Linked DNA regions of Mus musculus: region 1 is linked to region 2. The links are chromatin loops, found by intact Hi-C in ENCODE. Cell type or tissue: left cerebral cortex. All regions are shown on one strand.

The links. A loop is a pair of places that touch in the nucleus more often than their neighbours do. Peaks named below come from ENCODE experiments on the same cell type or tissue, not always from the same donor. Only the 100,000 strongest peaks of a DNase experiment are listed, where the experiment ranks them.
Region 1: it touches region 2 in a loop (2.4-fold over the local background); 3 of 42 quality-filtered maps call a loop at or near these places.

The regions. Positions count from the first base shown.
Region 1 is chr13:57,617,649-57,622,648 of GRCm38, forward strand. The region is part of intron 4 of Spock1 (sparc/osteonectin, cwcv and kazal-like domains proteoglycan 1); the gene reads right to left. Among named protein-coding and RNA genes, the nearest start is that of Gm33240, 180 kb to the left of the region's middle. In left cerebral cortex, no CTCF peak of the experiment used is centred here; a DNase peak (open chromatin) is centred at 1,884; H3K27ac peaks cover 3,082 bases.
Region 2 is chr13:57,518,371-57,523,370 of GRCm38, forward strand. The region is part of intron 6 of Spock1 (sparc/osteonectin, cwcv and kazal-like domains proteoglycan 1); the gene reads right to left. Among named protein-coding and RNA genes, the nearest start is that of Gm33240, 76 kb to the left of the region's middle. In left cerebral cortex, a CTCF peak has its summit at 2,979 (motif pointing right); DNase peaks (open chromatin) are centred at 2,990 and 4,115; H3K27ac peaks cover 855 bases.

The DNA of each region.
Region 1 (5,000 bases), 99 kb after region 2:
TAATTGGCAGAAGCCTGGATGCCGAGCACTCCGGGGGCAGAACTGGATCGGTGGCCTCCGGGAGCAGCAGCTGCCCCGAGTAATTGAATGAATGCGGGTTGTGCTTTAGGATCTGTGGAGATTTCTCCCAGAGAAAATCCACCATGTGGGGTTAAGGATGACATTTGTTTTCTTTGAAATCTGGGCAATTTTGGCTAGAGGGCAAATATGACCATCTCTTGGTCCAGGTCCGCCGGGGGCATTCCACACTATCAAAGACATCTTCAAAGAGGTCTGGGTGGAAGACCAGAGGCACCTTCCCTGGAAACAGCTCCTGGACACAGCTGAGTTAAGGACTCAGTGTGGGCAGAAAAGGGGAAGAGGTGGTAAGAAGATTGGGGAGGATGGAACAGCCAGGAAGCCTGATAGTCCAGAGAGACTTGGGGAGAAAGCAGGCAAGGAAGGGTTAGGTGATCTGGGGCTCAAGAACAGAGAGGGAAAATCTCAGGGCTGTGGGGAGGGGACAGGCATTATATAACAAAGCTTATTTGAAATCAACACATTGAAAATACCCCCTCCTCCCCTCATCCCGGGTTGAAATGGAGACACATTAAATCAACAGACTTCGAACAGAAATGTCAATTGACTCTGAGCTGAGAGGAAGAGTGGGCCCCAGCACTGACTGGCAATTCTTTTGAAGAACAGTCCTAAACTGGTCCCACCAACACAGGACAACCGTGGTTTTCTAATAGGCTTGGGCTATGGAGGCAGTTCAATATCAGCCTGGATACCTTAAATGAGATCTTGTCTCATAATACAAAGTAAAAAGAAGGCCATAGATGTGGGCTAGTGTGCACAAGACCCTGGGAACAATCTGTGGTTCCTTCAAAATAGAGAAGAGAGACAGACAGACAGACAGACACACACACACACACACACAGAGAGAGAGAGAGAGAGAGAGAGAGAGAGATTGAATAACATTGTTGTAGTGTCCTGTAGCAAGAGAGACCAACAGATGGAGACATCTCTGACATATTGTCCATCTGGAAATCCCACCCAAAGCCAGGCAGGGAGCAGAGATGGGGGTCAGTCTCCCAGGAGTGCCCTGAGCCACCTTTCTCTCTGCTCTCCTCACTGTGAAGGCTTATTGGCTTCAAGGGGCCTCTACCACTCACAGCTGCTTCACTGCAAAGATGCCCGGTGCTTGGCTGGCCACCACTCCCCACCTACTAGGATGTGACTGGCAGGGTATAAAACCTGCCCAACAATTGACTCTCTGCTTATGGCAGTATTGGGACCCTACCATACCACTTCTACACACCCTTGGGATGAAAGGGGAAAGGGCCTCACTTTGTTTAGAGTGAGTGCCTCTGCTCTACCTCTGCCTCATCTCCTCCTCACCCCTGCCTCACCTCTGCCCTGGCTGACATGTTTTCTTGATTCTGGTTTTCTTCCCGTGTGAAACACATCTGAGGGAATGGTAGTCTTGTCTCTGAGCCTAATGGGGCCGTGCCGAGTATGACTTTAGCCAGCTTCTGACCAGTATCTCCAGGAACCTAGCACAGTGCCTGGCTCAAAAGAGCAGTTCCACAGAAAAGCATGACGTGACGAGTTGAGTCGGAAAGTGAATAGGGACTTCTGCTTTCAGGCTGGTTAGGAAGAGACTGTCTGGGGTGTGTGTGTGTGTGTGTGTGTGTTGAGGGGTGTTTCTAAGGCCGTTTGAGCTCTTTAAGCTCCAGCATTATTTTCTTCCTATATTAAAAATAGATTTTTATTATAAAAATGGGACCATGCGAAAAGGCAGAATCCAGCCCCAGTTTTCTCAGATATAGATCCACAGTGTGCTTTGAAGAAAGGAAGAGATCCGATGCCAGCCACGCGCAGCATAAAAACAAAGCACGTGGCTGCTCTGCTCCTCTTCCCCCATTTGATCTAAAAATAAAGGCGCCATTCTGAGTTCCTTGGAGAGCGAGCGCCTGATTCATTCTCCAATTTCGTTGCAGAGAAGGCAGACTTTGCTCCCCCTTGGAAGATCTGAAGTGCCGATTAGTTGATTAGTTAACTTACTCAGACACCTCCACAGGGTGGCTTCCAGGCTTACAGGGAGGCCCTGACCATCCTCCACTTTATCAGAGAATCTTGGAGTCCTGGGTCCCATCACCTTCTCATGACATCCACTTCTCCAACCACTCGGAAAAAACCCCATGTAGAGCAGCCTAAACCGTACAGAGGAGCAGGCAGACAGCCTTGTTCCAACCCTGCCTCACAGAATCTGACTGAAGTTTGTTCCCAAGATCCAGTAGCAAGAATTTAAAGTGGACTTCAATTTAATAGCTTGCCACCTCTGAACTTTGGGCAGGCCCTGACTTTGCCAAAGAGGGGAGATTATTAGGACCTCCACCAACTTCACAGGGCTTTTGTGAGTGCCAAACAGAGGCAGGGCCATCTCACCCTTGTCCTGCATGCTCCTTACAGACTAAGCCCTACTCTGTCCTACCTGTCACTGGTTGATACTTTTTGTGCCATCACAAGTCTGAAGCAAGAAAGTATCACATGGCCATGCCTTTGGTGCTCAGAAGGATGCTACAAAGTAACTCCTTTTGTTTTCAAAAGGATGCTACAAAGTAACTGTTAATATTGCTATTGTGTAGTGACTGAACGAACTGGGAAATACTGTCAAGTGCCTGAGCAAGACACTTGGGCATGACAGAGGTGAGAGTTCAGCTCCACAGCCAGCCCCTTACTCATTTCTGAACCCTCCCACAAGCTTTGTCTGACTGGGCCCATTGGGCAAACAGCACATGCTAATGCCTGCCAGGCTGAATGCAGTATACGCATACAGCAAAAAGAAAGATGTGTGCTTAAAATGAAACGATTGGTTAATAGTAGCCCTTTCAATGGTAATGTTTGTGCCTGTCCTCAGTCACTTTAAATAAGACAATGAGTGGGTAAATATGAGATGGAAATCTTTACCCTTTAAAATAATAGGCACATTACCTCAATAGCTCAATTCTCTCTCCCTCTGTGGCTATGAGGTTATTAGCATCATCATATAAGGAGGAATGCCCAACTCAAAGGCATCTCCAAATTTAAAACTTGAGTTATATTTCCCAATAAGCCTGCTACCAAGACTCCCAGAACTTTCAGTCACACCCCTGAGGATGTCACACCTCCAGCACAATGTCCCTTTGCCATAGATGCTCACATTCTTGTTTTAAAACCAAGAAAGTCATCAGTTCCAGAATATTCAGGTCAGAGCTGAGAGGGGCTTCCTTCCCTCTCCTGAGCTATCTTCTTCCCCCACTATCTGATGAACACAGTCTCAAAATAGAAACCTCTGGTGTTCGGGTTCCAGGATGATGGAAAATGCAGATGAGCCAGCAATGAACTGTTCCTTTCTCAGCCTTCACATTGCAAAGCAAGTGATCAGGTGGACAGTCCCACAAGTTTACCTAGAAATTGAATCTAACCTCATGCACCTCCTGCACATGCGGCCTGAGGCTAGGCACAGATGAGGGATGAGAGGTAGTGATGATAAAACACACGCGTGTACACACACACACACACACACACACACACACACACACACACACACAAGTTCTGTGTTCTATGTTAGCATATCCACCACACACATGACACCAGTAAGATCCAAACAGAATGGGAACTCTAGGATGCCAACTGACAGAAGCAACATCTCAGTAAAGTTGAGGGTTATGTTGGGGTCACCCACACCACTGAACACATAGAGGAAAGTCTACATCAGGTTGAAGTAAAGCATTCTGGGAAGAAGTGGCAGCATGAGTGTATCTATGGAAAAAGGAAATAGAGATATGTGTGCTACAGGCTATAAATCTGTGGGGACTTGTATCTTAGTCACTGTTCTATAGTTGTGAAGAGACACTGTGACCATGGTAACTCTTATAAAGGAAAACATCTAATTGTGAGCTGGCTTACAATTCAGAGGTTTGTTCTATTGTCATCATGGCAGGAAGGCTGGCGGCACATAGGCAGACATTGTGCTGGAGAAGGAGCTGAGAGTTCTACATGTGGATCAGCAGGCAGCAGGAAGAGAGAGACACTAGGCTTGGCTTGAGCTTCTGATTCCTCAAAACCCACTCCCAATGACACACCTCCAAGAAGGCCACACCTCCTAATAGTGCCATTCCTCACGAACCTGTGGGACCACTTTTACTCAAGCCACCACAACTGATAAGGACAGATTGTCTTAAAATAGGATAGGAAGACTTATAAGCACTATACTACTAAATTTGCATATTGTACCATAATTAGTGACAGCCATTGCCTGTCCCTGAGGATGGGTATGAGGCAGAGACTCTGCTTTAAGATCCTTCATTCTGTCATCAAGCAGCAATCAGCAATCAGATAGAAGACTAGATGCACCAGGCCATGGGAAACTCTAGCTCTGAACACTCTATTGTTTGAATGAGGAGAGCCTTCCATGGCTTGCATGTTTGAAGATTTGGCCACTAGCTGCTGGTGCTATCTGCAATGATTGTAAAAACCTTTAAGAAAGAGAGTCTCTCTGGGAAAAAAAAAAGATCACAGGGTGTGGGGTTAGACAAGAGGTTTTATAGCCCAACTCTCTTTCCTCTCTGCTTTCTGCAGCCTCACAATAAATACAATATGAAAAGTCTCTCCCATGCTCCTGCTACCATGCCTTTTCTTCCATGATGGGCTCTTCCTTAAGCCATATGCTCAAATAAACCCTTCCTTAAGTAGCTTTCTTTCCTCAGGTATTTTGTCATGGCAATGAGAAAAGTAAGTGATATATAAATTGGTACTAGGAGTGGGGTTGTTGCTGTAATAAGCCTGACCATGTGACTCATAAGACTTTGGAACTGGTTTAGAGGAGAAATATAAAAGAGCTTAGAGCTACACGTCAGATAAATCATAGGGTGTTCCAAGAAGTACCAGGGCCATCTAGTTGGAATTTGAAATACTGGATTAGCAGGATAGTTGAGGTTTTAGAGGGGAACAAAGACACTACTGGGAACTGAGAT
Region 2 (5,000 bases):
CTGGACTGGAGAGCCCCTCTCCTCTCAGCTCCTTACAGCACTCACAATAGCCAAAGCTGGAGGTGTACCTGGGAGACCTCCTTGAGACAGACTGAAAGACACCCATTGGGATCACAGTTGAGTCGGTACTTCCTACAGGAAAGCTATTCCTCTAGACCTACCCACCCTAAAGAGGACATAGCAGCACAGACCCTCTGCTGCTGTCTGTAGTCAACCCTAGTCACCCTCTAGAAGCTATACACCTCCCACTAGGGCCTAACTCCATCCCGCATGCAAACTGGGTCCAAATGACTCTCAGACCTGGACCTCTGCTACAGTGGGGGTGGGGGGGACTTCATAGACAGCCAAATGAAAACAGCTTCACTGGGGCCTGAAGCCAGTATTTTGGGTATCCATATAAGGAAGGGATATGTGGACACTGAGTTACCCAGGTAAGGATGGTGATGTGTTGAGACACAGGAGAGAGAGAGAGCTATCTCTAAGCCAAGGACCTCCAGAGACACCCCCTGCTCCTGAGGCACCAAAGACCAAGAGAGCAACTCCTCTCTGCCTCAGGATGAGCCAGCCATTGTTAGTTATTTTGATCTCAAATGCCCGGCCTCCTGGGCTATGAGAGGGGAACACTGTCCCTTACACAGCTCAGTTTCTAGGTCTTTGCCTGATAGCCAAACTGACTGGTAACACTTTGTGTCTTGTGTTTTAAGAAGAGAGAGAGAGAGAGACTCCAGGACAAGGAGATGCTCTGTTTTAGAATTAAAAACGTAAGTCTTCGTGCCAACATGGCTTAGGTCTATTAGTAAGGCGTAAGACCAAACCAAACCATTCCAGAGCAGTAGTGTCAGGATGTGAGAAGTCAGCTGCCCTGTGTCCCTTCTGACTCTGTGATGGAGGTGTGGACATATGAAAAATTCAAGCCTTATACTCATCTTATGATATGGTGGTTATCTGAATCATTAGCCACAGTTCTACAAAGGAATGGAGTTGAGAAACTAGGAAATCAGGTAAGGCCATTTAAGCACAGATTAGCCTCCATATTCACACTATCACAGATATAAATACAACCAGCCCCCATATTCACACTATCACAGATATAAATACAACCAGCCCCCGGATGCTTCTAGACCTTTAACCTGCTGTGCCGTAAGTGCCCTCCCCAACTACCTGAGAAGCGGAGAAAGACAACACTGAAGAAGTCTGTACAGGTGCTCCAAACACTGACCTACTTAAAACACATGTGCTAGCACATTTCCCAGCCAATCCTCGCTTCTGTTTTGCAACAACACACCAACCCGTTGGTGTGAGTGAACGACTCCTGCAAATGGCCGGTGAATCTTTCTCTCCTGTGATTTGTAAAGCAGAGCTAATAACTTCTCTCTAGTTCACTGCTCACGCAGGACTCCACACTCTTCCCGGGGCCTTGCATGCTTGGGGTATTATTATTTTTAACGTTTTATTTAAATTGCTTTCTCCGCTGCATTTCGTCAATCCGTCTTCTATTTTTAAACCAGACTGTTGACGGTTCACAGTTGACAATTCTGTTCACAGTTGATGAATTCTGATTTGTTTTCATTCGCCCAAAATCATGTCACAGTAGAGGGAGGGAAATAATCCCCAGGCTTTGCTGGCTCTAATAATTGGGCGTGAACTGAGTGAGCGGCCACTGCCTGCAAGCGTCAGACGTTAGAGGGTCCCTCCAGCTATTCCCTCCAGCTGTGCCAGCCTCGCTGATTTTTCTCAAATGGAGTCAGATCTCTCTACCTCTACCTTGCTACCTTTCTCTGTAGCTCTTTCCCCATTCACTTTGTTTCTCCATTCAGTTCCTGACTACCCACTTAATATTCCTAACCCCGCCCCCCAGATACATTATCTGTCTCCCCCTCCTCTGCCATATCAATACCATGGGGACAGTACTTTCCCCTGCTGGCTTAGAGCCTAGACTGTCTCTGGCTGATGGAAAGATGGCCAGCCTCCTGTCAGTGCCCAGGACTTGAACGGCTGGGGACTCTCTGGAAGGAGTCAGGTGGAGAAACAAGAGATGGATCTTTGGCTCCATTCAGAACCTTCCCAAACATGCAAGCAGGTGCACCTTCCTCTACTAGCAGTTAAAAGACACGACTTTGACATCTGGTTAAGAGCACCTGTTGCTTAAGCAAAGGACTCTAGTTTGGTTCCCATCACTCACACGGTGGCTCATGATCTGTCACTCCAGTTCCAAGGGATCTGATTGGCACACTCTTCTGACCTCTGCCTGCACCAGGCACACGCTGTGGTTCATTTACATACATGTGGGCAAAACACGCTCATACACATAGAACAAATAAATCTAAAAATAATTATTTTAAATACTGTAGCCACAATTGTGGGACTTGAACCAAGTTGGGGGGTGGGGGGACCAAAAGGCCCCAACCAGAGGACCTCTGACAAGAAAGCTGCCTAGAAAACCATACCTTGGGATGAGGTAGGGTAGGGCAGGGTGGACAGCCACTGTCTGGGTTAGAAGAATAATAGCAAACATGATAGTTGCCTCCTTAGTACTTAGGTGCAAAGCTATAAGAGTCTTTTGGGGGAGAAAGCATAATGATTTTAATGTGAATCACAGTTTTAGGTGATGCTTTAAAATTATTTTTCCATGAGTGCAATGGTAAATGTTTTCTAAGGTGGATACATAGAAGGACGCCCCTATCTGTTGACAGGGGTTACTCATCAGAATGTCTGGAAACTGCTAAATGCTTCAAGGGAAAGGATACAGGTGTATATGGAAAACATAACGGCAAGGATGTTAACAGCTACTGTATCTTGGTGATAGTGGGCAGAGGTTACTCATTCTGTCTTAAGCTCTTTATATACCCAGTGGTTACAGAAGCAATAGCTTGGGAAGGGATTTTAACTTGCTTTGCCTGTTGGTTCCTGAAGACTTCCCAGAATCCTAAGCACAGGCCACTTTAGCCAGCAAGCAAGGTCCTTGCTCCTGTTTCCCGGTAGAGGGCGGACTCTTAATGAGCTGTGACTGGATCCTGCTGGCTAAGACCTGCCTAACCCTCAGGAAAGAGCAGACCTTCAATAAGTTGTTAAAGAGGCAATAATTGAGGTTCTCCCTAGACATAAAATCTTTAGGATAAAAGCAAGCAGGACTCAGTCGAAGGCTAAATGCACAAGCATCAACACAAAGATTTTAGTTAGACCTTGCAGGGTTACTCTTTCCTCCCGTTACAAAGCAGGAAACTGAGGCTAAAACTGAGGCTAAGAGACTTGTCTGTTTGCTCTCTTAAGAAACTTCCTTTCTCTCCCCCCTTCCATCTCACCCCTTTCTCATATTCTGTCAATGACTTGCCAAACCCTCTCTATAAAAGAGAGGGCAAAGTTCAGCCAATTCATACACAAATTGCTTTCAGATGAAATGCTGAAAGACGTTAACTGTAAATTGTATATAACAAAGCCAGTGCCTAGTGTCACACACAAAATACCAAAGACATATGCAAGGCTCCATATAAAGGGGGCTTTAGAAAAAAATAAATGATGTGATGTTTTGCACACACACACACACACACACACACACACACACACACACAGAGAGAGAGAGAGAGAGAGAGAGAGAGAGAGAGAGAGAGAGAGAGAGAGAAAGCAAGCATGCACAGGGAGGGCAAAGATACTGTAACAGTTTGCCACTCCCCAACCCAGACCCTGTTACAGCAGAGATATTGTAACAGGTTGCAGCTGAGATCAACATCCACAGCTTCAGTTTGCCGCTCTTCCCCCCACCCCATGTAATATACTTGGGGAAAGAAGGTGGCCCTCCCAGAGGTCTTCCCAGTCCAGCACATGCTCCACTCCCCAGACAGCCCCGTTCTGAGCTCCATTTCTGGCTTCCCATTCCAGGCGCTTCTTTTCTTTTGATGCTCGCTGCCGGTTCCTTCTTCCTCTTCACTGGCTGTTCTGCTAGGACACCTCTGAGGGCTGCAGACAATTCATAGTTCTAAATGTATATGGCATATCTCCTCCGTCTAGAATTCCTGGGGACAGAACAGATGAGGAAGGGCTTCTGGTCCCCAGGCCTGCTTCCTCTTGGTGCCAAGAATAGCACCCAGGCACCGTGAGTGCTTGATAGAGATGCCAACTGAAGAACAAGCAGAAGAGAAGGTGGTGCCCAGAGCTGGCTGGTGCCCTGTGCCTGCTTCAGCTATCAGTTCAGACCAAGATGGGGCCCTGTAGCTGGGGCAAACTCACAGACTGATCAGGGCTGGTTTTCTCCTAGCCACATGGAGAAGAGCTCCAAGAAGAAACTTAATTGCCACAGAAATAAAGAAAGCTAGCAGCCCAGGGAAAGACAGATCTGCTCCGGCATTTCACGTTCCCATCTGTTCCAGTTTCCTCCAGGGCCCCGCCTCTGTGCCTAGGGTCAATCCCTTACATTCCCCCACCATCCTGGCTATCTTAGTCGGGCTTTCTATTCCTGCACAAACATCAAGTTGGGGAGGAAAGGGTTTATTCAGCTTATACTTCCACATGGCTGTTCAACACCAGGGGAAGTCGGGACTGGAACTCAAGCAGGTCAGGAAGCAGGAGCTGATGCAGAGGCCATGGAGGGATGTTTCTTACTGGCTTGCTTCCCCTGGCTTGCTCAGCTTGCTTTCTTTTTGAACCCAAGACTGCCAGCCCAGGGATGCTACCACCCTCAATGGGCCCTCCCACCTTGATCACTAATTGAGAAAATGCCTTACAGCTGGATCTCATGGAGGCATTTCCTCAAGAGAGGCTCCTTTCTCTGTGATAACTCCAGCTTGTGTCAAGTTGACACACAAAACCAGACAGTACGCTGGTCTGTTTATCTGTCTGCTTCTAGAAGGAAAAAAGCATCTCCTTTGAGACCTTGGCACACAGCAAGTACAAATGTAGTCCATATTTATCTGTGGGGTGTGTATCGTATAGCCCCATGTGTCACTATATCCATGGTATAGAATGAGATGCTATAGGTGCGATGCTGCATGGTACTCTATAACTCC